Regions from separate parts of the Homo sapiens genome. Here region 2 is linked to region 1. A link is a loop called in an ENCODE intact Hi-C map of the cell type or tissue named here. Cell type or tissue: PC-9. All regions are shown on one strand. Each heading gives the region's core, and the rest is flanking DNA. Links, peaks and the distances in the headings are about the cores only. Region 1 holds the start of MIR619 (microRNA 619). Region 2 overlaps SVOP (SV2 related protein).

Region 1 (15,337 bases), core at 4,132-12,131:
TTTTTCTGGTTAAATGCTCATGCTAAAAATAGTGACTGCTCAAATATTAAGTAAGAAGACTTAGTTTTGCCTTCTTGTTCAGTCCTCTGAATTCCAGGCAATTGGTTTTCGATATCTTGTGACACCAATACTTGACATCTAACAGCATTTTGTCCACTACTGCAGATGCACTGCCGAGTCATCCTTTCCACCCTCTCACAGGCATATATTTGTGCTGCAAGGTTCAAGTGTTGAGGAGCTCAGGATTATAAATAACGAAAGAAACGAGAAGCAGCCTTTCTTTGCTGTCTCACCCTCACTCATAGGAAGTAAAAAGCTCTTTAGCATCCATCTGGCCGATCTCATTTCACAGGCTGCAGAATCACCTAACCCTTTCCACCTGCAAAGCTTGTCACTCTCTCCTTCCTTAGAATCTCACAGCTGAGTATGTTTTCAGAACTGTTCTTAGACACAGATCATTTACTATTTATTCTCATCAAAATCTGAAACAGCTATGCGAGAGGTTCCAAACTCATGAAACCTAAAACAACCATCAGTTCATCGAAGCAGCTGGGAAAATCTTTTCGAGACAACATCAACTGCTTTTGTTCATGAGATTAAAAAAAAAAAATTCATACTGACCAGAAACCCAAGCACGCTGGAAACAGCCAACCATTAACGATGACCTTTGCCTTGGAAACCATGAGCAAAAATTCCCCTTGGTTTCCCTTATATTTCCTTTGGAAAAAAAAAGGAACAATGCAACAGACTAGGCTGGTTTCACTCTGTGATCACTTACAAGGCCAGCTGTTCCTCCTCCATGTTCCTACACTGATAAGAATCAGGGACTCCTGCTCTACGCATGAAGTCAGGATGGCATTGATTGGGGCCCTGGAACACTCTGCCTCTGTTCCCCCACGACAATCAAGTAACAGGCATTTACTGTAAAAAGCAAGACTGGAAGCTGCAGGGAAGCCCAAGTAGCAGCGCATTATCCCGAAGCTGTGAGATCACCCTGCGTCCTGCAAATACAGTCAGGAGATACAGCCAGAGGAAACCGCACGACATGACTCTCCGGGTGGGGGGTGGGGTGGGAGGCCGCAGAGCATGGTCAGTCACAGGATTTATGAAAACAAGATGCAGAAAGTCTCTGTGACCCGGCTTCCTGGCTTCTCTTCTGAGCTCACTCTGGGCCCAGAGCCTCATGCGCCCTCTGCGTGGCTGACCTGAATACTGTATCTGACGACTGCAGCTTCTGATGCCCAGAGGCACAGGCTCCCGATTCATCAGACCCTCAAAGTGTCCCACTGGGGAAGTCCATGAAGAAATCCACATTGGTGATGGCACGCTCACTTTACCAGGTGTCTGGGGCCAGGAAGCCCAAACCCACAAGCCATCCATCCCAGCCACCCAGAAGTCACTCTTCTCACAAAAGATCTGAGTGTCCTAAAAGGAGTGACTAAAGTTACAAAAGGTCAGACGCAGACAGACAAAACGGAAATGTCTTCCTCCACCGCTGTAAGAAAAATCTTGATGAGGGATAAAAAAAAAAAAAGCCGCTGCCCTCTCTACCCGCCAACTGGAATGTTTTTATCTCCACCACACAGATCTGTTCTCGGACACTGATTACTGCCATTCGGGAAGCTTCATAAGATTAAAGTTTCTCCAAAGCATTGAAGACAGACAAAAAACCTCAATCAATGCTCCTCAAAAAACCCCAGGCCCCCAAAATATAAACAGCCAGTGTCATCCAGAAACCAAGCCATGGCAGGAAACCAGTAATCAGGGTGGTCATACGTACTAATTTGAGCTGGAAACCTCTGGACAGCAGAAGCAGTGGGTTGGCTGAAGGAAGATGCAGAAGTCGGTAAAATAAAAGAGGTTCGTGGCTGCAGTGCTCACATCTCTAACGCTCCCTACAACTGCCCTCCGAGCTCTGGCCATCTGCTCCCTATGGAGATCAGGAAAAGCCAGGAGGCTGCCGAGTGCTTCCACGAGGGCTGGGGAGCCAACTCCTCCTCAGAGTCCTACCCGAAAAGCAAATGGCTCTTGTGGAACTCTTGTCTTCCTCTGATATTTTGGCTGAAAAAGGCCCTTGTCCCAGCACATCCTGATGAAAGAGGGCCATTCAGCAAAACAGCTGAGGTTCCTCTAATCACTGCACTCCTACGGGCTTTTCTGTAGGCCGGAGAAACAAGCACCGGGGTGTGCATTCGACATTGTGAGGGCAAACAACTGGCCCCAAGGAACCAACCCCAAGCAACAAGACCCCCTTCCGATTCAAATCAACATTCTGAAGGATGACTCTTTCTTTCAAATCAGCATCCATTTACCCAACGGTGACGGTGACGTGGGCAGCTGCCGCAGTTAGTTATTCTGCGTACTCAAAGCACGGTTACATCCTGAAAATTCTTCAGTCATGCTAACAGCTATCTGAGGGGACACGCCAGGTAGAGGGGACCACATGCACACCTATGAGGAGCTCTGGGATACGCACGGTGCCCAAGGCAGGTCAGGCTGCAAAGGTCCTAAAGGTTGGAGGTGTGATCCCAAACCCTCCAGGCACAAGCCAGCCAAGAGCTGTGTTTTTAGCGTTTCTTTCAGTGAGAGAAATAAGTTCAGGATGTGAATAACCATGACGCAGGAGAGAATGGAATAAGTACCCTAAGAAAGGGGCTCGGCTAGGGTTTACAAGAGGGAGGAGGGAGCATTTAACTGGTGACTTCTGGAACAATTCCTGAAGGAAGCAGCACTGAGTAGGGGCTTCTCTTCCCTCGGCTCACAAGTGACCAAGCGATCCTCCCTACGGATTAAGTGAAACACACATTACCATGATTCTGGTTTTGCAGGTGAGGAAACCCCAGCTTGCCTAGGAGCACATATCTCTACAAGATGGGGCTGGACTCACATCTATCTGCCCCACGCCCACCTGCTTAACCCCTGTTAAGCAGCTGTTCTACTCATCCAGAATGAAAATCAGAGCCATTATGCTGCGGTCACATCCGCTCATGCCTGCCCAGGTGCCTAATGGCAAAGCCACTAAGGCACTGAGAAGTCAGAATGTGGATCACATCTTCCGTCCTTCTTCCCAGTGTGTGAATGCATCATGCGTGGGAAAGAGAGAGAAGGAACCATTCAAGCAAACAGAACTCCAGGAAGACGAGACTGTGCCGGGGTTCTTCCATCTGCCCAAGTAGAAATCAGAAGGGCAGGGGACCCACAGCCTTATCCTACCCACCACTGCCGTCATAGTTGGGGGACAGGACACATCCTTTGGCCCTTCTGCACTGCATAGAGGCTAAGGAGTTCTGTAAACCACACAGCCACGCTGACCAAGAAGTCGCTTTCAAGGTAAGTTTCTCATCAACAGGACTATTATTTACTGAGGATCTCCCATGTGGCCAAGGCTGTAGGAGGTACTTAGCTACGCCACGTCATTGAACTCTGGCAGTTCTGCAGGGTAAGGTATTTTCTCCATATGACAAACGAAGGAAGCCCGTCAACAATTCCAAAATAGAATCACCAGGGATAGCATGGACAACGCCCATGGTGACTGCCGCGCTTTAAGGTTTAAGAAAAGTAAAAACTGGGGGTGATGACTCATTCCTGTAATCCCAGCACTTTGGGAGGCTGAGATGGGTGGATCATTTGAGGTCAGGAGTTCGAGACTAGCATGGTCAACATGGCAAAACCCTGTCTCTACTAAAAATACAAAAATTAGCCAGGTGTGGTGGTGCATGCCTGTAATCCCAGCTACTCAGGAGGCTGAGGCAGAGAATCACTTGAACCCAGGAGGCGGAGGTTGCAGTGAGCCAAGATCGCACCACTGTACTCCAGCCTGGGCGACAAAGTGAGACACTGTCTTGGGCAGGGGCGGTGGGGAACAAAAGTAAAAACAATGGTCTGGGAATTCATATTTCTGGGTTCCAATTTACATTCTACCATATATACTCTGATTAACCCCTAGAATTAACCCCTAGAATTCCTTACAGGGTTCTGTTCATTCATCCAAACAGGCAAACATTTGCAGAGCATGGAGCACAGGGTAAGCCAAGCCAGCCCAAGCTCTGATAAGGGCAAAGACAGCCATCCTCTTTAAGGAATGGGTATATGTGCTGGTGATCTGGGTGTCTGCCCTGCTGCATAGAAACAGCATTTCTTGAAGAACAAAAATAGTAGGTATAGAAACATCACAGTATGGAATATCCAAACACCCCTGAATTCCAACTCTGGTCATACATTGAAACAACCTATCAAACTCCTAAAACACATTCATGCCCAGGTCCAGCCTCAGCAGAGTCTAATTCGGAAGGTCTGTGATGAGTCCTGGGCATCTACTTTTTTAAAAAGTTCCAGGGAGCTGGGCATGGTAGCTCATGCCTGTAATCACAGCACTTTGGGAGGTCAAAGTGGGAGAATCAGTTGACCCCTGGAGTTCAAGATTAACCTGGGCAACGTAACAAGATCCCATCTCTACAAAAAAATAAAAATAAAATTAGCTAGGCTTGGTGGTGTGTGCCTGTAGTCCCAGCTGCTCAGGAGGCTGAGGTGGGAGAATCACTTGAGCCTGGTGAGGTCAAGGCTACAGTGAGCTGTGACCACACCACTGCACTCCAACCTGGGAGACAGATCTTGTCTCCAGAAAGTTCCAGGGGGTGCTTCTGATGCACAGCCAAGTTTTAAAAACCTCAGAATCAAATAACATCATGGCCAGGCATGGTGGCTCACGCCTGTAATCCTGGCACTTTGGGAGGCCAAGGTGGGTGGATCACTTGAGGTCAGGAGTTCAAGACCAGCCTGGAAAACATGGTGAAACCCAGTCTTTACTAAAAATACAAAAATTAGCTGAGCGTGGTGACGCACACTTGTAGTCCCAGCTTCTTGGGAAGCTGAGGCACGAGAATCACTTGTACCCTGGAGGTCGAGGCTGCACTGAGTGGAGATTGTGATCCTGGAGTCCCCACTGCACTCCAGCCTGGATGAGAGTGAGACTGTCTCAAAAACAAACACACAAACAAACAACATCAGAAGACACAGAGAAAACAGTCTTCTCCATGGGCTTCATAAAGATACCTCTCACATAGGTACACGTCGATGTTTTCTGCTGGTAAAAGGTAACACCAACAAAAAGGCATGGTGCTCTCAGAAGGTGGGTGATGTGATTAGGTGCAATAAAGGGAGGTCATGCTAGGGTCAAAAACAAAATAATACTCTCTTTGGAAGCAGTAAAACAGATGCTAGTCTTCTACTACACACTTTCAGAGACCTGAATGTTCTTCTGGCCCTCTAAGGGAGACGCTGCATCATGACAATACGAAATGATGACAGTGAAAGCAAAAACAGATCAGACCTGTGCTGTGTGAAACAGACATGGGGTCTCGCTATGTTGCCCAGGCTGGTCTCCAACTCCTGAGCTCAAGCGATTGTTCCGCCTTGGCCTCCCAAAGTGCTGGGGTGACAGCTGTGAGCCACCGAGACCAACCTCAGATCAGACCTTTGACAAACTCTGCTGTGGACAAAGCATTCTGGTGAATGTCAACTCATCTGATCTTCACAAAACCGTGTGGAAGACCAGACAGGCATTATTACACTAATTTATGCCTAAGGAAACAGGGAGTTAAATAGTACAAATTTAGGATTTCTGATGCTGTATCTCGAAAAAAAAGTAGAGAATATGAGCCTGAAGAAGAGGCCCTGTAAAGGGTCCCAGATTGATGGGACAGGCTGAGACAAACGGAATCACTTTTCCCTGGATAGAACTAACCCTCAATGGTACCCCACTCTGCATGGTGATTACTGAGGGGACTGTCAATTGTCCAGCGAACTTGATGGTAATTCTAGGAGAAAAAGGAACTAATGTAATGCTGTCAGCATAGAAAGATGGGTGCCAACGAGCATTCCAAAAAGGAGGCTCTGTTAATTCGGTTTCGATCAACAAGTATTTGCTGAGTGTCTATTGTGTCCGGTCAGTGCTAAGGCCTGAGAATTTAGAAGTGAAACAGACCCGGTTTCCACCCATGCCACAGACCACTCCACACCTGGTCTGGAGTGACACTGGAGGGCCAGGCAGGCACAGGACAGTAACTTCGATATAAGGCAGCAAGTTCCACGGTGGAAGGAGGTGGAAGGTGCAGATGCACGTACACACAGGGGTTCAGGGAGGCCTCCCTGGAAGAAATGAAGCCTGCGAGGCCCTGAAGGATCAGTAAACAGAGAGGCATAAGGGGCAGGAGAGTAAGATGATTATGCTACATGTACCTTATTGTGAACCCAGGAGGATTTGGCCTCTGTCATAAAAGGCCCCCCTGTGGGTTCATAAACCTCAATTTACAAATTGTGCTTTATATATCAGTTCCTTATAAGTTTGGTTAGCGTAAATTGGTTTCTTAGAACTTGATCATCCCTGAGTGAACTCACAAATTCAAGTTTCAGAATGTGCAAACCTAAGAAACAAACCTCATGCTTGTGGTTGAGACATCGCACTGTCAACATCACAAATTCTCAGCACCTGAATGCCTGGTATACTATCAACATATATTGTTTTAAATATGTAAATAATAGCTTTCTAGTTATAGAGAGTTTGTCCCTACATTTTTCCACTTAATTTTTACAATCCCATTCCCCTGATGAAACAACCCCAGCCTGGGCAACATGGCAAAATCCTGCCTCTACAAAAAATACAAAAATTAGCTGGGTGTGGTGGCGTGCACCTGCAGTCCCGGGTATTTGGGAGGCTGAAGTGGGAGAATCACTTGAGCCCGGGAGGCAGAGGTTGCAGTGAGCCAAGATTGTACCGCTGCACTCCAGCCTGGGAGACAGAGGGAGACTCTGTCCCACCCACCCCCGCCTCCCAAAAGAAAAGAAAAGAAAGAAAAGAAAATGAAACCACCAAGACTGGGAGAAGATAAATGACTTGTCTGTGGTCATCTGGCTAATAAGAGGTAGAATGGGGCTGAAAAAGTTCGGTGCTCTTCCTGAAGAATCCATAGGTCAGAAAGCAGCACCATCTGACCTGCAGCAATAGCAGCAACGTGGAAAGCTAATCAACTGACCTCAAAACCACTCTCAGTGAGGCTCTGGATGGATTCAGAACCCCAGGCCTAGCAAAGTGAAGTTGATAAAGATGTAAAGGAGATCGAAAATTCACCATTTGGAGAGAGATTAGCTAAAGACTGCAGGTCGGATGGAAAATTCTTTCCATGGTTCTCCCACAGGTTCTTCCCTCATTTGGAACTCGTGTTTAAAAGTCACAAAGACCCTGAGTTGGGCCAAGGTCTCGTTCTTCTTCACTGTGGGCCTTGCAGTGCAACATGGCAGGGCCTCGTTCCAAATGTCACTCTTCAGAGCCTAAGAAAACAAGTAACTTTAGGGACACACCTGTCAACCGGAGCTCCCAAATTGTACCCCCCTAAACACATAATGCTGAGCATAGAAAAATTCCAGCTCTGCAGAGCGTTATACTTAGGGAAAGGGGTCACAGACAAGGAATGCTGGCAGGGCTCATTACAAATATCTTTGCTGCTGGAACATGTATTGTTTGGCTAGAAGGCGTAGGCTTCTCTCAGAGAGAAGGAATGTCCAAAAGTATTTCAGACAGTAAGAGACATTCTCTGAGCCAGCTACACAGCTCTCCTTCAAACCAACGGGTAGCGGCAAGCAGCTGAACTGACCAGCGAGCTCGCAAAAGCAAGCTTTTTTTTTTTTTTCTCCCTAAATAAGACAGCAAGTGATGTGTCTTGGCTTGGTTTAGCAAATTTTAAGATAGTTCCCTGATGACCCCAAGAGCCCTCAGGCCCCATGGAAGCTGGAGCTAATGCATCTTCCTCCAAGCATCATCTGCTCTACCAGGATCTAAGCCCCTTCACGAGGGCAGAAGGTATAAAGGCTGCACTGTGCGGGAAATGCTATGGCAGCAAAGACAGCCAAACACGCCAGAAATAACAGGCACATGAAGGAAATGTTTCTGAGACAGCTCAAAAATTCCGAGAAGAGATTATCCCGACTGTCCCAGGTTCTCAGCCCTGTCTATGGTATGCAGCCCCATACCACAGTCATTTGTCACCGAGTCCTAACTTTGTCAGAGGCCCCTCCTTTCAGGTCTCTCAGGCACCACCCAGTTCTGGCCCTCCTCACCCCCGTGAGCCAGGCGACATCCAAGCAGCCCCACGGTGCACCCGGCTCTGTGCTGCATTCTCTGAATGTCCCTGAAGGCCAGGGCTGTTGTATTCTCTACCCACTCTCTGTCTAGTATGGGAGCCACTGGCCAGATGTGTTGACTGAACACTTAAGATGCAGTAAGTGTGACCAAGAAACTGGGTTTGTCATTTTATTTCATTTTAGTTAATTTAAATTTAAGTTTAATTAGCTACATGAGGCTATCAGCTGTGGTATAGGACAGCAGAGCTCCGGAAGCTTTTGGCCTGGTGAGAAGAATCAGGACAAGCGCCTCCCTGGCCTCTCGCCCACTCTGCACAGCCGCTAACCATTGCTCTCATGACATTCTTTCCCAGCCCCAGAACTTTTAGCCATGTGACATCATCTATTGATTAGAGTCCAAACTTCTTGTGCTAACTCTCTATGGGTTGCCACAATTAGCCATTGTATGTCGTTAACCTAAATTTCATTCATCTGCTATGTCCTGACCTTAGGGGCTTAGAATATAGTTAGAAAACAGTATTTCAGAATAAAAAACCATTCTTGTATTACCTCTCGCACTATTCCCCCTGTTCTCCATGCTTCGCATTCTCTGTTCTATCCCCAGCTATAGCACTGTCCCCATAAAGCCTACTGTGGTTCTCGGCTCATGGTGTCCTTCCTCCCATCTGCCTCCCGACGTCATGCCTGTCTTCCAGTGTTTATGCCTTCTCCAGGAAGCTTTCTCTTGTGGCCCTCGCTGTGAGCTATAGCTCCTCCCTTTCAACATCTTCTAGCACCTCCTCTTACTGTGCAGGTGAGGACACTGAGGCTTAAGGGTTAAGTCACTTGCTCAAGGTCACATACAGTCGGTCCTCTGTATCCGCGGGTTCCTCATCAGTGGATTCAACCAACTACAGACAGAAAATACAGTATTTGAGGGATGCTGAACTCTTTGAATTAGTGGGTTCTGCGGGTGCTTAAGCATCCATGGATTTTGTTATCCTCGGCAAAGGCGGGGGTCCTGAAACCAATCCCCTTGGATACTGAAGGAAAGACCACCCTTAGTGATAGGAACCTAGGAACCCAAGTTCCCTCATTTCCAAATCGTGTTCCCTGACCCACTTATTTACTAACTAGTGGTGAAGCCATCTTCCTGCCAGTATATTTTAACTTCACAATGGGATGTGAGGGCCAGGATGCACATGCTTTTTAAATCTCCCTCTGTGCTTGACATACAGTAGATTGAAAGTAAGTGCTGGTAGATACACTGGCCAAGCTGTGCTCTTCTCTGAAGTCAGTATTCCAGGAGTAACTCACCCTGGTCATCTCTGTGCCCTGGGCACACTGGGCACTCCCCACACACAGGTTGAACCTGGCAAATAAGACTCACAGCATCATGCCACGTGCGAGTTAAAGCCACCTGGAGGTCAGGTCAGGTCTTCCTGACAACTGAGTGCTTCAAATAACACAACAGCAGCTAAGTTCCCCACATCACCTTGAGTGTCTGGAGAGCTAGGCCTATGACTTCTCTGTCTCAGGATCCCTCTCAGTGCCCAGAAAACAGTGGACATCAATAAATGTAACACCAATAACATCTTCGTTGAGCGCTATGCTAAGCACATCAGGTATGTTAACTCATTTATTCCCCAGTGTCCATCTCTCAGTGTTTTATACATACGGGAACTGAGGCTCAATTAGCCGAGCGTGGTGTCGTGCTCCTGTAATCCCAGCTATTGGGAGGCACAAGAATCACTCGAACCCAGGAGATGGAGGTTGCAGTGAGCCGAGATTGTGCCACAGCACTGCAACAGAGTAAGACTCCGTCTTAAAAAAACAAAAAAACAGAAAACAAAACAAACAAACACTGAGGCTCAGGGAGGTTAAGTCACCTGCCCAAGTTCATGAGACCAAGGAGCCGGGAAGCAGGAAGGGGAAGGCAGGAGTGTAACTCTGAAACCTCTGCTCTTAGGCACTGGCTTTCAGCTGAACTGATACCTCTGGAAAACAGTCTCAAAAAAGTCCACTTCTCCTCCCAACAATTCAGACCTAAAAACCATTTGGCGGGGAAGGGCAGGGCAAGCTTCTGAGTTGGGGAGGGGGTGTGGGATCCCAAGCTGAGGTGTCTGTTGGCAAGCAGGGTGCAAAGGGCATCTGTGCAGGGAGGGGGCTGCAAGGGAGACAGAGACTGCTCACAGGCAAGGAATGAAATATTAAACATTAATGTTAATATTAATATTTATAATTAATATATTTATGATATATAGCATATATACATATTATATTAATTAATTATAACTATATTAATATAATTAATTATAACTATATTAATATAATCAATTATAACTATATTAATATAATCGATTATAACTATATTAATATAATCGATTATAACTATATTAATATAATCGATTATAACTATATTAATATAATCGATTATATTAATATTAATATAATCAATATTAACAAATATATACTATATAATATAAATAATACCTAAGTTTATATAATATGCATAATGTTAATATTTATTAATATTTCAGGGACAATGGGAGTCATGAATATGGAGAGACAAAACTAGAATGAACCCCAAGGTGCTGCATCAGAATTGAAGGTACCAGTCTGAACTCATAGTTTTCAACCTATTGAAATAAATATAGATGCACGTGTGTGTGTATGCACGTACATACAAATGTTCCCTAATTCTGCCCATTGAGAGGCCTGTGGTTAGCAACACCCCAACAGCAATAAGCAGACCTAGCTTGGCTCCTAAATTTCATTTTCCACTAAAAGGAACCAGAGCCCCTTGGATAAAGGACTGATTCCACAGGTGGGTAGGGAGCATCTGTTGCCAGAAAGCAAGAAAGCACTTAAAGAATGATGTGGACATGTCAAAGGGACACAGAAGCCAGCCTGGATGAGATCCCACTGGCCCTAACTGTCCACAAGGACAATTTGAGCAAGGATGTCAACAATTTAAGAGCAGATTATAAACCACTGAATAAAACAGAAAAATACAAAGAATTGAAACGGACATTGATGGCAGACAGGATATTAACATAATTTTAAAGTATCTCTCCAAGGAATGCTTCTGAATGATGAAGGGGAAAAGAATAACTGTACAGTGGAAAAGCCTGGTAAAACCCACCTTAGTGACCAAAGTGAATGTCACCATAGTGGGACAAAAGGAAATCAAGTGCCACCTTATGGGATTCAACGAGGACGCAGCATCCCTTGGGTGATGTTCCAGCCAAATACACGTGCCCGGTGGAATCACACAAGAACATCAGACACACTCACACTGAGGGACACTCTGCAAACTGACAGTACTGGGCACAAACATGTCCAGGTCATGGTCGACCGCAGTGGCTCATGCCTGTAATCCCAGCATTTTGGGAGGCTGAGGTGGGCGGATCACTTGAGGTCAGGGGTTCGAGACCAGCCTGGCCAACATGGCAACACCCTATTCTCTACTAAAAATACAAAAATTAGCCGAGCGTGGTGGAGCATGCCCGTAATCCCAGCTACTTGGGGCGCTAAGGCACAAGAATCGCTTGAACCCGGGAGGTGGAGGTTGCAGCGAGCTGAGATATCACCGCTGCACTCCAGCTTGGGCGACAGAGTGAGTTTCCAACTCAAAAAATAAAAAAATAAAATAAAATCCAGGCCACAAGAGTCAAAGAAAGACTGAGGAAGGTTCCAGACTGCAGGAGAGCCAAGAGACAGGATAACTAGATGCAATGGGCAGTCCTGAATTGGATCTTTTGTTATGAAGGACAACGCTGGGACATATGGTGACTCTTGAATGGGGTTAGAGGACTAGACGGTGGGAATGCATCAGAGTCAGTGTCCCGCGTGGATGGCTGTGTTGCGGTTCTGTGGGAGAATGCCCTGGTCTGTATTCCAAGGGTAATGGAGTAGCAGGTTGACAAATTACTTTCAAATGGTTCAAAAAAGAAAGTTCTTTTCACTGTACTTGCAATTCTTATGTAAGCTGGAAATTATCTCAAAATTAACGAGAATTTTTTATCGACGTAGTATTTTACATATTTATGGAAAACATGTAAGTATTTGTTACATGCATAAACTGTGTAATGACCAAGTCAGAGTATCTGGGGTATCCATGACCTTGAGTATTAATCATTTGTATGTGTTGGGAGCATTACAAGTTTTCGAGTTACCAATTTTTTTTTTTTTCCTTTGAGACAGGGTCTTACTCTGTCGCCCAGGCTGGAGTGCAGTGGGACGACCACGGCTCACGCAGCACAGCCTCCACCTCCCAGGCTCAAGCGATCCTTCCACCTCAACCACCCAAGTAGCTGGGACTACAGGTGTGTGCTGCCACCCCCAGCTAATTTTTTAATTTTTTTGTAGAGACAGGGTCTCACTATGCTGCCAGGGCTGGTACTGAACTCCTAGGCTCAAGAGATCCTCCCACCTCGGTCTCCCAAAGTGCTGGGATCATAGGCATGAGCCACCATACCCAGCCAAATTTTTTAAAGTTATTTTTTAAATCTCCACTTAATTCGATTTTGGTAAAACACGACCTGTAATTTTTCTTTATCGGTAGGTAATAAAAGCTTCAGATGATTTTACTGATCACTGGTATGGGCATATTTCATGACTTTGCCCTTTCATCTCTTGCATAGTTTTACCCTCACCAAGCAAGACCTTCCCTGCCTCAGCACTGTTTGCCCTCTTCGTGTTTTCCAGAACAGAAGTGGCCCTGTTTCGTGCCCAGAGCAGAAGAGAACGATGAAGAGCTCTGCTCTCCCAGGTCTTCCTGGTCTGTGTGTGTCCAGGTTTTGAGGGCCTCTCACATACACGGCTCTGGACCACGTAAGATCTAATTTTAGCATTTTCCTGCTCGGAGACCACATGTTTGGAACAGCAGGGGCTGACCTGCCCGTGCAGGCCTCCTATTGTGAAGGGCACGCGAAGCCAGGATACCGCAGCCCTGCAGGATGTGACTCAGCATCCTGTCTCAGTGCTGGGGCGGCCAGCAGCTCTGGCACCAAGTGCTGCTGCTGACCTCACCTCTTAAGACCACAAATACCCAGGGTAATTGGTGGGATAGGCATGCAGCATCAGCTCTCCCTGTTAAGACAACTTGCTTGTCCATCCATTATGCTGGGCTTCCTTGTGAACACCACAGGTATCTATCAGGAAGAGTTCTTCCGAGGAACTGATCTGCTGGTATTTTCAGGACACCAAGAATCAAGAGATTGGTCTTGTTTCTCTCTTTGCTTTGACTACCAGGAAACTCAAAGTCAGATCTGTGGCCAAATTCTGGTAACCATACCAATGCTATGTCATGTATTACATGTACAAACCTTCCCCTTACTTCATCTTATTTTCTTCTGCTTTCTTCGTGTCCCGATTTTCTCACTAATGTTACATTCTATTGTTCTCTATGAATGTTGTAAGGTGTTTCAAATCCTTTTTGGAGGGCACTACTGTAGATACAACACACATTACCCCTGAGGGATAAGGACTCTTTTTGACTCCACACAGAATCCCTGGCATTTGGCAAAGAACCCATATTTAGGCACTAAATACACATGGGCTGAATGGAAAAAGCCAATAGCTAAGTAAAAACCACCTCCATTACCATATTGTTTCACAAGAGGTTCTTTTCCCTTCCATCTCATGAGGTGGGGCCTGGTCAGGAGTCCCCAGGGCCTGGGAATTAGGTTCCTTAGGGAGCCTTCTTGCTGTAGGGGCAGCCAACAGGTCAGTGGCCTTGACTCCAGACCTAAAGAGCCACTCCTAGACTCCCAGCTGCAACAGACACAGCGTGGCACGGGTGGGCCTGGCCACTGGGGAAGTGACAAGTGATTTCCAGATGCTGCAGCCAGCCTGGCTCTTTCCAGACCACACTGAAGGCCCCTTCCTGTGGGAATTCTGATGGGGCCCAGATTTGGGGAAACACGCCTCGAGGACTCTTGGCAAGTGCGTGCCAGGCCTGGACCAGGAATGACTTCTGTGGGCACAGGGAGAGACCAGGCATTTCCTAACACAGGACCTTGAACAGCCTTCTCTGAAACAAAGTCTTTCTAAAAATAGCTTCAAAAGTAACCATTCAAGAAAAGAAAGAAAAAAAAAACTGTAAAAGTAAAGGCACTCAAGAATGATATTTCCCAGATAAAAGCCTGGCACAGGTTTCAGAGGAACTTGCAGGAAAACAGGTCAAGGCTGGGTTTTTCCTCTTAGGTGTCACTTGGTTAACATTGGTCTTTGGAGGGGAACAAGTGCGGCAGGAAGGGCTGGCACTGAAAATGATGGCCACTGGGTATAGGCCAGGGCCAGACACTGTACACAGAACAAGACTCTCTGGAGGCCTCAGGAGGGCCCTGAGAGGAGGAAGGCAGGTGGTGGGCCCAGGGTCAGACATGCAAGTGAGCTAAGTGGCAAGGCCGATGCCCCATCCAGAAGCCCCGCTCTGACCACACGCAGGCTCTCCCGGCATGTCCTCATTTATGCGGCAGTCTCTTGTATCTCACTGCAATTCTGCCCCCACACTGCAGGCTGGCCAGCGTGGCTTCCTCATAAGCACATCACCCTGCATCCCGACACTGACTACACCCACAAAGCAGGAGCCCCCGCACCCTCCAGCCCAATCGCTCAGTTCGCTTTGAAAATGGCTCCTCTCGGGGGCTGGGCGCAGTGGCTCATGCCTGTAATCCCAGCACTTTGGGAGGCCGAGGTGGTTGGATTGCTTGTGGTCAGGAATTCAAGACCAGCCTGGCCAACATGGTGAAACCCCATCTCTACTAAAAATACAAAAAATTCGCCAGGCATGGTGGTACAAGCCTATAGTCCTAGCTACCCAAGAGGCTGAGGCAGGAGAATCACTTGAACCCAGGAGGCAGAGGTTGCAGTTAGCCGAGATCGTGCCACTGCACTCTAGCCTGGGTGACGGAGCAAGACTGTCTCAAAAAAAAGAAAAAAAAAAAGAAAATGGCTCCTCTGGATTTTGATTAATCCTATTTTGATTAATCCTGGTTTCTCATTTTCAGCCTTCCTTGAAGCAGCATGACCCATCTGGATGTCCTCCTCATCTCAGGAATTTTCTAATAAGCTGTCTAAATCCAGAGATCCGACCACAGAACAATGAATGCCAAAGATGAGTTCTAAAGATGCGAGTACTTTCTTTCTAAACGGACGCTGCTTTGTGTATGGCTCTGCTCCTGGGGGCAGACGCGGCAGGCTAAGCCCTGCGGAG
Region 2 (15,337 bases), core at 4,974-12,973, 78 kb after region 1:
TAAAACTTAATATATTCAGTCTGGGTACCATACTTTGTGCTAAACTCTTACAAAACATTGCTCATTTAATCCTTACACATGCCTCATGAGGTAGCTATTATCCCATTTCATAGGTGAGAAGACTGAGGCAGAGAAAGGCAGCCTGGCCGGGTGCGGTGGCTTACACCTGTAATCCCAGCACTTTGGGAGGGCGAGGCAGGTAGATCACTTGAGGTCAGGAGTTCGACACAAGCCTGGCCAACATGGTGAAACCCTGTTTCTACTAAAAATAAAAAAATTAGCGGGGCGTGCTGGCAGGTGCCTGTAATCCCAGCTATTCTGGAGGCTGAGGCAGGAAAATCACTTGAACCTAGGAGGCGGAGGTTGCAGTGAGCCTAGATCATGCCACTGCACTCCAGCCTGGGCAACACAGTGAGGCTCTGTCAAAAAAAAAAAGAAAGAGAAAGAAAGAAAGAGGGAGGGAGGGAGGGAAAGAGGGAGGGAGGGAGAGAGAGAGGAAGGAAGGAAGGAAGGAAGGAAGGAAGGAAAGAAAGAAAAGAAGAAAAGAAAAGAAAAGAGAGAAAGGATGGAAGGTAGCCTAAAGTCAATAGCTGGGATGCGATAGAATAGAGATTCTGGCTCAGAAATTATGCAATTCCAGTGCTTCACTTTCTTTCCCCGCCCCCGACAGAGTCTTGCTCTGTCGCACAAGCTGGAGTGCAGTGGCATGATCTTGACTCATTGCAACCTCCGCCTCCCGGGTTCAAACAGTTGTCCTGCCTCAGCCTCACGAGTAGCTGAGATTACAGGCACGCACCACCATGGCCGGCTAATTTTTGTGTTTTCAGTAGAGACGGGGTTTCACCATGTTGGTCAGGCTGGTCTCAAACTCCTGACCTTGTGATCTGCCCACCTCGGCCTCCCAGGTGCTGGGATTACAGGCGTGAGCCACCGCACCAGGCCGAGTGCTTCACTTTCAACTACCACACAAGACTGAATCCAAATTGTGGAGGGGAGCAGGGGGTGTTGGCGGGGTGGGGAATATGTAGCTATGAAGGGATCGGTTGGGCCTCTTCCTCAACTCTCTCCGCAAGCACACTGAAAAGGAACTAGCTCTCTCTTCCTCATAGCTACATTTGGGCCAAGATGAGAGGACTCTGACAAGGATCCCAGGGCAAGGGCACTTCCTGGTGCTTGGAGTAAGACCCAGGATTTAGTTTTTGACCAATGTGATTTCTTTATCCAGCCTAAAATTCTGTAGGGCAGGGGCCCCCAACCCCCGGGCCATGGACTGATAATGGTCTGTGGCCTATTAGGAACTGGGCCACACAGCAGGGCATGGGTGGTGGGTGAGCGAGCATTACCGCATGAACTCTGCCTCCTGTCAGATCAGCGGTGGCATTAGATTCTCATAGGAGTGCAAACCCTATTGTGAACTGTGCATGCGAGGGATCTAGGTTGCTTGCTCCTTATGAGAATTTGCTTTTTGTTTTTTTTTTTGCTTTTGTTTTTTGTTTTTCGAGACTGAGTCTCGTTCTGTCACCCAGGCTGGAGTGCAGTGGCATAATCTCGGCTCACTGAACCCTCCACCTCCTGGGTTCAAGAGATTTTCCTGCCTCAGTCTCTCAAGTAATTGGGACTACAGGTGCGTGCCACCACGCCTGGCTGATTTTTGTATTTTTAATAGAGGCAGGGTTTTACCATGTTGGCCAGGCTGTTCTTGAACTCCTGACCTCAAATGATCCACCCACCTTGGCCTTCCAAACTCCTGGGATTGCAGGCATGAGCCACCACCCCCAGCCCCTTATGAGAAATCTAATGCCTGAACTACCACTGCCCCCCACAGCACCCCCACAGCACCCCATCTGTGGAAAAATTGTCTTCCACAAAACCAGTCCCTGGTGCCAAAAAGGTTGGGGACACCTGGCCTAGGGAGAATGATCCCTACCTGCCAGCCAAGGCTAGCTGTCAGTAGAAATCCTATAGGACTCAGTACACAGTGAACTCACAAAATTGTATGGGGACACGAGATTCCACATTCAGACCCAGAATGACCCTCTTGTTCTTTCTGCAAATGCTAAGAACCTCCTTGAAAATGTATACTAAAATTAAGAATAGAAGGATCATGGGGAAATCCTGCAACCCACATAGTTCTGTAAATTTTATAGTGGTTGATTTTTACACAGGAAGTCTTCACTTAATGTCGTGGCTAAAAAATTAGCCGAGTGTGGTGGCACATGCCTGTAATCCCAGCAACTTGGAAGGCTGAGGCACAAGAATTGCTTGAACCTGAGAGGTGGAGGTTGCAGTGAGCCTAGACCATGCCACTGCACTCCAGCCTGGGTGACAGAGCGAGACTCTGTCTCCTAAAAAATTAATTAAAATAAAATAAAAACAGGAATGAATATCACATGCACATCTTTGGGGTGTGGGAGGAAACCGGATACCCGGAGAACACCCATGTAGACATGGAGAGAACGTGCAAGCTCTACACAGACAGTGGCCCCTGCCGGAATTGATTTTTTTTTTTTTTATTTCTCATCGAGGTTGTAATGAAATAAGTTATTCGAGGATATGTTATACTTTTCCTTTGCCTAACACTGCTACTTCTGTCCTGAAGGCAATTTGCAACTGGATTTTCAGTGAATTCTTGGCAGCTTGATGAATTTAGAAAAGGCTATTCTTTCCTCATCGAATCGTCTTGGCACTTTTGTGGAAAATCAGTTGACTATAAATGTATGGGTTTGGTCAGGCACAGTGGCTCATGCCTCTAATCCCAACACTGGGAGGGCTAGGTGGGCGGATCACTTGAGCTCAGGAATTCGAGACCACCCTGGGCAACATGGCAAAACCCTGTCTCTACCAAAAATACAAAAATTAGCTGGGCGTGGTGGTGCACACCTGTGGTCCCAGCTACTTGGGAGGCTGAGGTGGGAGGATCGCTGGAGCCTGGGAAGTCGAGGCTGCAGTGAGCTGTGATCATGCCACTGCACTCCAGCCTGGATGACAGAGCAAGATGCTGTCTCCATAATAAAAATAAAAATAAATGTATGTGTTTATTTTTGGACCCTATTCCACAGATCTATCTTATGCTAGTACCACACTGTCTTGATTTCCGTAGCATTCTCGTACATTTTAAAATCAGGAAGTGTGAGTCCTCCAACTTTGTTCCTCTTTTTCAAGACTTTTGTTTTGGCTCTTCTGGGTCCTTTTCATTTCTGTATGAGTTTAAAATCAGCCTGACAGGCTAGGCATGGTGGCTCACACCTGTAATCCCGGCACTTTGGGAGGCTGAGGCCCGTGGATCACTTGGGGGCAGGAGCTCAAGACCAGCAGGGGCAACATGGTGAGACCCCGTCTCTACCAAAAATACAAAAAATTAGCTGGGCATGGTGGCACATGCCTGTAATCCCAGCTACTCAGGAGGCTGAGACAGGAGAATCGCTTGAACCCAGGAGGTGGAGGTTGCAGTGAGCCAAGATCGCACCATTGCACTCCAGCCTGGGTGACAGAGCAAGACTCTGTCTCAAAAAAAAAAAACAAAAAAAAAAACAGCTTGACAATTTCTTCAAAATAAGCCAGCTGGCTGAGAAAGTTTGACAGGGATTGTGTTGAATCTATATGTCATTTGGAGAGTATGGATTGACATCTTAACAATTTAGGTCTTCTGATTCATGAATATGAAATGTTTCTCCATTTATTTAGATCTTCAGTTTCTTTCAGCAATGTTTTGTAGTTTGTAGGTCTTACACTGCACTTGTTAAATTTATTCCTAAGTATTTTATTTGTTTTGATGCTCTTGGGAGTGGAATTGTTTTCTTATCGATGAATTTAGAAAGCACTCTCTTCTCTGGCATGGTGGGGGTTGGGGCATTTTAAGTAGTTCATCATAAAATATTCTTGATTAATTGAGAATGATTATTGCCAGACACCGTGGCTCATTCCTGTAATCCCAGCTACTTGGGAGGCTGATGTGGGAGGATCGATTGAGCCTAGGAGTTCGAGACCAGCCTGGGCAACATAGCATCTCAAAAAAGAGAGAATGATTATATATGATGTATGTGGATATTCAAATATAAAATATAGTAAGGTACCACCAGTGACCAAAGTCTGCCTGAAACCCCCAAATCCTTGAGGAGTCAGAAGGTGCTTCAGGATGCTCTAGAGCTTCAGGGTTGTCATCCCTTGTGCCTCCTACGACACTCTCTGCATTCATCCTTAGCACCCGTATCACACTGTATCACAGTGGTGTGTTCATGCATGTTCCCTAGTATACTGTGAGAGCTTGAAGATAAGGAATATCTCCTCCTCCTCCTCCTTCTCCTACTCCTCCTCCTTCTCCTCCTCCTCCTTCTCCTCCTCCTCCTCCTTCTTCTCCTCCTCCTGCTTCTCCTCCTCCTCCTCCTTCTCCTCCTTCTCCTCCTCCTTCTTCTCCTCCTCCTCTTCCTCTTCCTTTTCCTCTTCCTTCTTCCTCTTCCTCCTCCTCCTCCTTCCTTCTCCTCCTCTTCCTTCTTCTTTTATTTTTCTTGAGCCAGAGTCTCACTCTGTTACCCAGGCTGGAGTGCAGTGGCATGGTCACAGCTCACTACAGCCTCGACTTCCCAGGCTCAGGTGATTCTCCCACCTCAGCCTCCAAGTAGCTGGGACCACAGGAGCACACCACCAGGCTTGGCTAATTTTTGTATTCTTTTTGGAGTCAGGGTTTTGTCATGTTGCCCAGGCTGGTCTCAAACTTCTGGGCTCAGGCGATCCTCCCGTCTGGCCTCCTAAGTGCTGGGATTACAGTCATGAGCCACCACACCTGGCTTGTTTTGTTTTGTTTTGTTTTGTTTTTTAAGAGACAGGATCTGTCATTCTATCATTCAGGCTGGAATGCTGTGGCACGATCAAAGCGAACTGCCGCCTCAAACTCCTGGCCTCAAGTGATCCTCCCGCATCAGCCTCCCAAAGTGCTGGGATTATGGGCATGAGCCACTGCACCCAGCCAGGACCATGTCTTATGATATTTTGCATCCTCAGTGTTGAATAACATGTCCAGGACATGCTGGATATTCCATGCATACTGACCACTTGCCACGTTATGATCTGTAAGAGAGTTCTGATGAATAGACTTGAGAGTTTATGCACATGTCACTGCAGATTCCAGGCATACCAGCAATTGTCTGCACCACCCTGCTAAAGGGCAGGCCAATGCCACCGTGTCTGTACCTCTCCACCACTTCTTCCTGACCCAATTGAATTGGACCAAGACTCAATCCAACACTAAACTGGGCCAATCAGCTTCATTCCTGAAGATCTGGGAGTGGGGCACTGAGCAGCTGAGTCAGGTATGTTTGCAGAGCTGGGTTATGAGGCTATGGAAGCTCTGTGCATGATTATGCATACACAGCAGCCACAAGGAAACAGATGGAAGCTAGACTCATTTCTGCCAGAAAAGGGAAGAAACAAGAGCCACAGATTCAGAGGGGCAGCTGTCTTGGGCCCCAGTGGTTTCCCAGATCCCTGTTCCTCTGAATGACACCAGGCTGTACTTTATTCCTATGCAATCTCTCTAAACTGTCAGAGTGAACCATCAGCCCATCAACCAAAGCTGCACTGCAGATGCATTTTATTGAGCTCACACATCATTTGAACATTTTTGATCCAATATACTAATATTTGGAGATTTCACAGAAAAACCTAGACTCCTCTTTTGAACATTGTAAGATCTGGTCACACTGGACCCATGGTGGAACAACATCAGCTGGAAGGGAGTTGCAGCCCCCCCCTGCAGACAGGGCTGGTGTTTCTCTTGTCCTTACACCTTTTCCATTTCACTGATTTACATGCCCTGAATTTCCCCTGTAGGAAATTAACTACCGATCCCAGTCTTATAATAAAGCTCTGTTCCTTAATTTTAATTATCCTGAGTAGAATTTCTGTTCCTGGCCACGAAAACAGTGCTGATGAGAGCTCTGTGGCCTACACATCCACGGCAGGCTCCTTGCAACCATCGCCCATCCAACAGCCATTGCTATCCTTCTTCTGTGCTAACAGAATCCCAATTTTGTGTTCAGGAGGCTGTGGGTATCCCTTGGTGCTCGTAGGCCCTTCCTTCCAGCCCTACAGCAGGACTCATGCTGGGATGGGCATGACACCCAGGTCTGATCAATGAGAAGCAATGGTAAATCTGCCAGGGGACTTCCTTTTCTAACCAAAACCAACAGACTCTTCTGAAAGAAAACCTTTTATGACTGCTCCTTTCCCATTCTACCTTCTTTGAAAAGAAATATGATGTCCAGCACAGGGGCAGCCATTTTGTGACCATGAGGTTTCAAGCACAGGGTCAGATGGCCAACATGCAGAGGATGGTGAAAAGAAAAGGCAAAAAGAAGCTGGGTTCTTGATAACATTGTTGAGCGTTGAACCTTCTCTGATCTCTGCCTGGTTTTGGTTCTAATGGTTTAAGCCACTATTGACTGAGATTACTGTTCTTAGGTTGGTGCAAAAGTAATTGCATTTGGGAGGCCAAGGTGGGCGGATCACTTGAGGTCAGGAGTTTGAGACCAGCCTGACCAACATGGTGAAACCTTGTCTATACTAAAAATACAAAAATTAGCCAAGCATCAAGGCGGGCACCTGTAATCCCAGCTACTCAGGAGGCTGAGGAGGGAGAATCGCTTGAACCTGGGAGACAGAGTTGCAGTGAGCTGAGACTTCATCTCAAAAAAAAAAAAAAAGTAATTGCAGTTTTTGCCATTGAAAATAATGGCAGGGGAGACTCTTGATCTTATCATTCAAGGCTTTCTGTTGCTCAATGTTATATTAAAAACAATGAATTTCCATACTAATTTCAAAGTCAATTCCTAAGATACTGTTTCATCCCATTGTGAACACCACCAAGGTCAGTTATATGTTTTTCAGAATACTTGAAGTACGAGAAAAACAGAAATATATAGCTCTGGCTACATTAAATATCTTTTGCCACTTTCTGAGATCTTTCGTAACTCTAAGAGAAACATGGCATTTCCATTAACGAAAATAGGAGCTTTTTGAATAGGATTGTTCAAAATTAGATACAAATGTTCTCAGCTAAAGGTCTCACATATTCAGAAGTTTGGGTGCCTTTTGTGATAGCTCTTGTATCATTTGATAATATTGATTTTTTTGAAAAAGGCAGGCTATTTACAAGGCAAAGAGTTTTTGTTTTGTTTTGTTTTGTTTTTGAGATGGAGTCTTGCTCTGTCGCCCAGGCTGGAGTGCAGTGGCGCGATCTCGGCTCACTGCAAGCTCTGCCTCCTGGGTTCACGCCATTCTCCGGCCTCAGCCTCCTGAGTAGCTGGGACTACAGGCACCCGCCACCACACCTGGCTAATTTTTTTTTGTATTTTTAGTAGAGACGGGGTTTCACCATGTTAGCCAGGATGGTCTCGATCTCCTGACCTTGTGATCCGCCCGCCTCGGCCTCCAAAAGTGCTGGGATTATAGGCATGAGCCACCATACCCAGCAGGAGTTTTTAACTTTCACTTTCTCAAGTAGAGAAGGCCCTCAACTGTAAACCCCTTTACCCTAGTCTCTGGGAAATATTCCTGCCCACCAAGCACTCTATCCCCCCCAGCCCCCAGCTCCACTGGGTTATTCTAGGGTGAGGGAGCGGACATGATCATCCAGTAGCGTCTGACCAGCCGGAAGGCAAAAGAGACAAGCAAAAGTTCTGTGTTACCCAGGAGAGCTCAGCTGTCCAGAAATAATTAGAGCTACAGCCACACGTGGTTCAAGGAAATGTGGTTGTCAGAGAGAGACAGAGATCTGCCAAGCCATCTCCTCTTCAACTGCCTGGGCGGAGGGGGCTGCAGCCCACATTTTAGAGACACAGTATTGTTTGCAGTTGATTTAGAACTTGAGCTGGAAGAAGTCCCCCATCATGACCTGCACACCATTAGAAGAAAGTGTTGTCTCCAACAAGCTCAGCCACAATGTTGGCTGCCAACGGTATGTCTTTCCCCACTCATTGGAAAGGAGATTATCACACTAAAGCATTGAGATGAATTCCGATGAACAAAGGTAGTCAGACCGTTAGGCTGGACTGTCACTAGGACATGATGACAATGAATAAACTTAGGCTCTTGCAATGTCCATCACTGACATGTTTTAATAAGAGTTGAACGCACAAATTGGCTTCCTTGCAATGTTTACTTCAAGCAGTAGGTCTGTCTGCTCTGGCCTTTGATGGGATCTGCCAGCTTCCTCCCTCCTTGTCTATGTCCCCTGCCTTCACCATGGGAAAAAAGGCTCCAGTAAACCAAATCCCAGAAGTGATGTTGCCTGCGGAGACCAACTCAAAACCAACTGGCCTCCCACTGCTTCCTTTGAAAACATATACATTTCACACACCTGAGTCCTCCCACCCCTCTCCACTCCACGGCAGGCTCCATGAATGGAACTCCAGGGGCTGCCTTTGTGTAATGATCAAGACGTCCCTGGACAGAGGAGCAGCTTCGCATCAGGGAATCCTGGTCCCCTGATCCCCATGGGATGAGATGGTGGGTGTAGCATCCTTCTGGTTTCTCTGCCCATTCAGCTGTCTACCCATGCACAAAACCCAAAGCCCTGGATTTTGGATTTTGTACCTGCAAACCTGAGTAAACTTTTTCCCCTCAAGAGTCATCATTCAGGCCGGGTGCAGTGGCTCCCACCTGTAATCTCAGCACTGTGGGAGGCCGAGGCGGGTGGATCACTTGAGGTCAGGAGTTCGAGACCAGCCTGGCCAACATGGTGAAACCCTGTCTCTACTAAAAAGTACAGGTGGGCACCTGTAATCCCAGCTACTCGGGAGGCTGAGACAGGAGAATTGCTTGAACCCGGGAGGCAGAGTTGCAGTGAGCCGAGATCACGCTACTGCACTCCAGCCTGGGCGACAGATCAAGACTCCGTCTCAAAAAACAATAAAAGTCACCATTCAGCCTGACCAAGGAGGGGGCCAGGAAAGAAGTCGGAACCGTGGCCTTCGCTGCTTCAGAAGGGGAGGCCCGTGCTCTGACTTCAGCTTGATTCACTTTGGCCTCAGTCCTCAGTTCCCAGGGGGTAACGGCGTTCTGAGGTTGTCACCTGGTGCAAGACCAGCTGTCCCCAGGGACACATCTGGATCTCTTGGTGCCAACAACGGCAACTCCAGAGGGGGCTGGGTGGGGGCATGTGGCTCCAGTTTGAATGCACCATGTCCATCTGCCAGAGAATCCACTGGTCAGGCTCTAGGGAGGCAAACCGGGGGGCCCCTGCCAGGAAATAGCTGCTCAGACCACACCTAGATCGCCTGCAATTTCAAAGAAGAAAGCCTGGGGCTGTGAGTGTGGGAGAAACCTACTGAACAGGTCCGGTGGGTGGACAGCAGGTGTCACATGGGCCTGAGCCTGGACGGTATCTACAGAGAGATATTTTGGTTGTTCACTGAGGGTTTGGCCGGGTGACTCTGGGTGGTGTCTGATTGGTTGCTGGCATTACCAGACCCTCCTAATATGGGTAGTCTTCCCATGTAGATCCACAGGTTATGAACAAAGCTTTCACCACATATACAGAGAACCCCCTAGAGCAAACATCTCCCCATCCCTGGGTGGACCTCAATGAAGATGAGCAAACTGAGTCAAGACACAAAACCCTGTTGGTCCAGGTCATACTCTTGGGTGAGTTCTTGATGTCGGCAGTGACAATCAGTGCCCCAGTTGGGGCCTGCCAGCCCCCCAAGCTCTGCAGCCTCAAAGACCAGCTCAGTCCCCCATCGGTCACTATTCCTGAGAGCCAGAGTTCGACCTGGTAACACCTGCACCGTGCATTCCTCGGCCGACCATCTCCTGGCCCCACTCCCGGTGGCTGGACTCCTGCAGTCCTCGGCCTTTGGTCTCAATGGGCAAAAAGCAGGAGGCCAGGGCAGCCAGGAGGCAGCAGCCACTGTAAACTGCCAGAGTCAGGTACACAGAGGATTCCAGCATCACCTAGGGGAAGGAGACACGGGTCGGTGAAAGCATCCCTTCTGAAGCACAGACATCGCCAACCATCAAATAGTATTAGTAACATCAGGCCCTCTCGTGATATCTGCTTGCTAAAAAGGATCTGGTGATTCCCTCCTCTCCCCCTTTGTCCCTCTCTCTCCTTGTGACACGCCTGCCCCTCCTTTGCCTTCCTCCATGAGTAAAAGCTTCCTGAGGCCTCACCAGAAGCCAAGCAGATGCTGGTGCCATGCTTGTACAGCCTGCAGAATCGTGAGTCAAATAAATCTCTTCTTTATAAATTACCTGATCTCAAGTATTCTTTTTTTTGTTTTTTGTTTTTTTTGTTTTTTTGAGATGAGTTTCATTCTTGTTGCCCAGACTGGAGTGCAATGGCGCAATCTTGGCTCACCGCAACCTCCGCCTTCAGGGTTCAAGCGATTCTCCTCCCAAGTAGCTGGGATTACAGGCTTCTGCCACCACGCCCGGCTAATTTTGTATTTTTAGTAGAGATGGGGTTTCTCCATGTTGGTCAGGCTGGTCTCGAACTCCTGACCTCAGGTGATCCACCCACCTTGGCCTCCCAAAGTGCTGGGATTGCAGGCATGAGCCAACACGCCCAGCCAGGTATTCCTTGAAATCAACACAAAACGGACCAACACAGATGCCATGCCACAGCCCTATGAGCTAAGTACTTCATCCCCATTTTACAAAGGAGAAAACTGAGGCTCAAAGAGGATAAGTGGTTCCTACCCAAGTTCATACAGATAATAAGGATGGGGCTGGGATTTGAACTTGGGTCTGCTAAGCTTGAGTCTGGGCTCCTTATAACTCTTCTCTCCTCTGGAACAGTGCAGTGCCTGTGCCAACTTCCTAGCTTTTGGCACATGGCAAACAACACGGCAGAGCTGAGTCCCATTTTCTTTTCTTTTGAGATGTAGTCTCGCTCTGTCTCCAGGCTGGAGTGCAGTGGTGCAATCTTGGCTCACTGCAACCTCTGCCTCCCGGGTTCAAGCAATTTTTCTGCCTCAGCCTTTTGAGTAGCTGGGACTACAGGCATATGCCACCATGCCTGGCTAATTCTTTTGTATTTTTAAGAGAGATGGAGTCTCACCAAATTGACCAGGCTGGACTTGAACACCTGACCTCAAGTAATCTGCCCACCTCAGCCTCCCAAAGTGCTGGGATTACAGCTGTGAGCCACCATGCCCAGCCCATTTCTTCATTTGCCAAATGGGCATAGAGTGGTGTCACTTCCTAATGGGAAGAACCTGGCAGCACCTGGCACCGTGGAGGCACATGGTGAGCTCTCAACCAGCATCAGTTAGGAGTGCCACACAACGGCTAAAATCAAAGTAGAATAGAAACACTTGGCTAAACACGTCTTTAAATTCCATTTCTCTGCAATATTCAGACTTGGCAAATCTACAGAAAGCAGATGGGTGGTTGCCAGGAGCCTAGAGGAAGTGGGCAATGAGGAGTGACTGCTTAGTGGATCCAGGGGTTTATTTTGGGGTGATGAGAATGTTTTGGAACTAGATAGAAGCAGTGGTTGCCCAACGCTGTGAATGTGCTGAATGCCACTGAATTGTTCCCTTTAAGATGGTTAATTTTGTTATGTGACGTTTACCTCAATAAAAAAGTGATTCAAACAGAAAAAAACCTGGATTTTCAAAAAGCAAAAAGACTTACTAAGATCCCTAGATACAAATGCTTCATGACACACGAAGAGTTGCAAAATTCTGCAATGACGTCTAATTATCTAATTCAAAAAGCAGGAACTGGCATATTTATTTGTTTTCCACTAAATTTTGTCGGCATACTTGTTTTCTTTCCTTTTTTTTTCTTTTTGAGACAAGGTCTCACTCTATCGCCCAGGCCGGAGTGTAGTGGAGCAATTTTGGCTCATTGCAAACTCTGCCTCCTGGGTTCAAGCAATTTTTGTGCCTCAGCCAGAATTACAGGCACCTGCCACCACACCTAGTTAATTTTTGTATTTTTAGTAGAGATGGGGGTTTCACCATGTTGGCCAGGCTGGTCTCGAACTCCTGACCTGAAGTGATCTGCCCGCCTCAGCCTCCTAAAGGGCTGGGATTACAGGCGTGAGACACAGCACCTGACCCTTCTTTCCTTTTGTTAAAAAAAAAAAAATTTTTTTGGCCAGGCACAGTGGCTCATGCCTGTAATCCCAGCACTTTGGAGGCCGAGGCAGGCAGATCACAAGGTCAAGAGATCGAGACCATCCTGGCCAACGTGGTGAAACCTTGTCTCTACTAAAAATACAGAAATTAGCCAGGCGTGGTGGTGCACGCCTGTAATCCCAGCTACTCGGGAGGCTGAGGCAGGAGAATCGCTTGAACCTGGGAGGCGGAGGTCACAGTGAGCTGAGATCACACCACTGCACTCCAGCCTGGGTGACAAAGCGAGACTCCATCCCAAAAAAAAAAAAAAAAAATCAACTTTTATCATAGATTAAGGGGTCCACTGCAGGTTTGTTACACAGATATATTGCATGATGCTGAAGTTTGGGGGTACAAATGACCCCATCCCCAGGTAGTGAGCCCAGTACCCAATAGGTGGAATTTTCAGCCCATGACTCCCACCCTTCCTTCCCAGTCGAGTGGTCCCCAGTGTCCATTACTCCTATTTTTATGTCTATGTGTATTCAATGTCTAGCTCCCAGAGAACATGCAGTATTTGGTTTTCTGTTCTTGCATTAATTCACTCACAATTGCCCACTTGTTTTCATCCACATTGTTTTTAAGCAAAACATATGGCAGCCCAAGGATTTTCTTCACAGGGAAGACCTGGGTTTGACTCCTGGATTGGCTACTTTCCAGCTGCATGACCTTGAGCATGTCATTTTAGCCCCTGAGCCTCTGTTTTCTCATCTGCAGGCAATATTTCTTCTGTCCTCGGGTGTGTTGTTATGATAAAATGAGCGAATGCAACCCGAGGGCTCTGGGGACAGTCGGCATGTAGTAACTGCTTGCCATGCATGGGGTTTTGTCACCCCCCATCCCTCTGTATTTGGGGGCAGCACCTACCTGGGCGATGAACGGAGTGATGAGAGCACCCACTCTTGCCATGCCGCTGCAGGTGCCCAGGCCGAGGGCCCGCGTTGCCGTGGGGTAGACCTGAAACACAGCAGCCGGATATAGGCATGGGGACATGCAGGTTCCTCCCACCACTCCAGCTCCAAGCTGATAGGACCAACCTCAGGGGCAGGCCGGAAGTCAGGGCAAATCCCTCCAGTGCTGGTGACGCCCTTAAGGGACAGGGATCCTCACCCCAAAGGGCATGGGAGGCTCAACTCAGACCTAGGGCAAGAGGCTGAGCTGCGGGTGGGAACCCAGTAAAGGGGTCCACTCTGTCCTGGGGGGGGCTCCCCAAAGACTCCTCCACCAGGAACTGCCACAAGTTCACAACTCAGGGGTTGCTCTCTACCTTCTTCTCATGCGTTCACCTTGAAGCCTGGGTCACAGGTTTTCAAGGGACTTCATAAAGAGAGAGATGGAAATGTTTACAGTCTCTCAGTTTGTACCCAGTAGGGGCCACGTGCTTTGTTAAGTGGCAAAGTGAGAAGGGATTGTGCATCTTCCAGCCCAAGGTAATTAAGAAGGGTATGTTTTCTCCTCTCCCTTCCCATGTCTGCTGGCTGCGAGAAGGACTCCATGGCCCTAAGCCAGAGGGCTTCTCAGCCTGGGCACTGTGGATGTTTTGGGATGGCTCATTCTTTGTCATGGGGGTGGGGGTTGCTGTGCGTTGTAGGATGTTTGGCAGCATCCCTGGCCTCTACCCACGAGATTCCAGCAGCCCTTCTGCCTCCCCATGCCACCTTATGACAATCCAAAATATTCCCAGGCATTGCCAAATGTCCCCTGGGGCAAGATCCCTGGATAAGAAAGGCACACGATGCGAGGAGCCTGGGTTCCCAAATCACTGGAGGAGGAAAGCTGTCCCCCAACCTAGAACACCCATATTGGACTCTTTTATTTTATAGTATTTTATTTACTTATTTATTTGAGACAGGGTCTCACTCTGTCATTCAGGCTGGAGTGCAGTGGCACAATCATGGCTCACTGCAGCCTCGACCTCCCCGGGTTCAAGTGATCCTCCCACCTCAGCCCCACCCCGAGTAGCTGGGACAACAGGCATGTGCCACCACTCCCAGCTAATTTTTGTATGTTTTTTAGGGATGAGGTTTCACCATGTTACCCAGGTTGGTCTTGAACTCCTGAGCTCAAGCGATCCACCTGCCTCGGCCTCCCGAAGTGCTGGGTTTACAGGCGTGAACCACTGTGCCTGGCCTGGGCTCTTTTATAAGTGAGAAGCTGCTCTCGTATCAAAACCCTCCACTCTGGGGGTTCCCTGTTACATTAGCTAACATGTTTTAACAAATGCAATGCTCAGTGTAGAAAGCTTGCAAAGAATAAAAACTTAAAGAGGAAAATATAAAACTCATTCAGGATCTCAACACTCGAGATTTGTCACATTTTTATGTATATTCCTCTAGCCTTTTCTGGATTATATATTGCACATATATCTTCATTCACTTACTTATTCAGCACATACTTCTTCAGTGCATACCATATGCATTTCTACATGATATTTCAATTTACTCAATTACATAAACAATATAGAAATATATCCTCCTTGTAAAAAATCAAAATGCCTAAATTCTCTCCTGATCTACTTCCACTGCCAGGAAAATTCTCCTCATAGGGCCCTACTATCAGGGATATCTTTGGAATGTATCTTCCCAGATATGTTCAAAAATATACACATGGAAAATAGAAAGTAAAATACATAAATGGTATCATATCATACATATTCTGCAATCTGCCTTTTCCATTCAGTAGTATGTCTTAAAATCTTGTCCACATCAATACATAGACATCCACCTCATTCTTTTTTTTTTTTTTGAGATAGGGTTTTGCTCCATTGCCCAGGCTGGAGTACAGTGGCATGACCATGGCTCACTGCAGCCTTCAACTCCTAGGCTCAAGTGATCCTCCCACCTCAGCCTTCTGAGTAGCTGGAACTACAGGTGTGCGCCACCACAGCCTGGCTCATTTTTATTTTATTTTTTTAGAGAGAGGGTCTTGCTATGTTGCTCAGGCTGGTCTCAAACATCCGGGCTCAAGTGATCCTCCTGCCTCGGCCTCCCAAAGTGTTGGGATTATAGGCATGAGCTACCGCGCCCACCACCTCATTCTTTTTAATGGTTTCTGGAAGCAGAGCATCCCCCACAGCCACTCTCCCCCCACTGCCCGTTCCCCAGCAGCTCCCAGACACCCCTCCTACCTCAGGTGTGTAAACATATGCCGCTTGAAAGCCTCCAGAAATAAACGCTCTTGCAATGAAGAGTAACAGAGTGAGCACATTTCTAGGA

The links. Hi-C counts contacts between places; a loop is a spot of excess contacts. Peaks named below come from ENCODE experiments on the same cell type or tissue, not always from the same donor. Only the 100,000 strongest peaks of a DNase experiment are listed, where the experiment ranks them.
Region 2: it touches region 1 in a loop (18-fold over the local background); 2 of 110 quality-filtered maps call a loop at or near these places.

The regions. Positions count from the first base shown.
Region 1 is chr12:108,825,483-108,840,819 of GRCh38, forward strand. All of the region lies in intron 2 of SSH1 (slingshot protein phosphatase 1), which reads right to left. It overlaps MIR619 (microRNA 619), which reads right to left and starts at 11,524; the gene lies at 11,426-11,524. RefSeq lists enhancers at 2,178-2,749, 6,201-6,310, 12,380-13,579, 12,884-13,013, 13,573-14,174. In PC-9, for the core only: no CTCF peak of the experiment used is centred there; DNase peaks (open chromatin) are centred at 7,559, 8,029 and 8,459; H3K4me3 peaks cover 636 bases; H3K27ac peaks cover 4,692 bases.
Region 2 is chr12:108,902,794-108,918,130 of GRCh38, forward strand. It overlaps SVOP (SV2 related protein), which reads right to left. Exons shown (of 16, transcript NM_018711.5): 14 at 15,250-15,331; 15 at 12,990-13,079; 16 at 4,948-9,948. The coding sequence ends at 9,742. Among named protein-coding and RNA genes, the nearest start is that of DAO, 30 kb to the left of the region's middle. RefSeq lists enhancers at 4,408-4,908, 15,266-15,337. In PC-9, for the core only: no CTCF peak of the experiment used is centred there; DNase peaks (open chromatin) are centred at 5,228 and 9,298.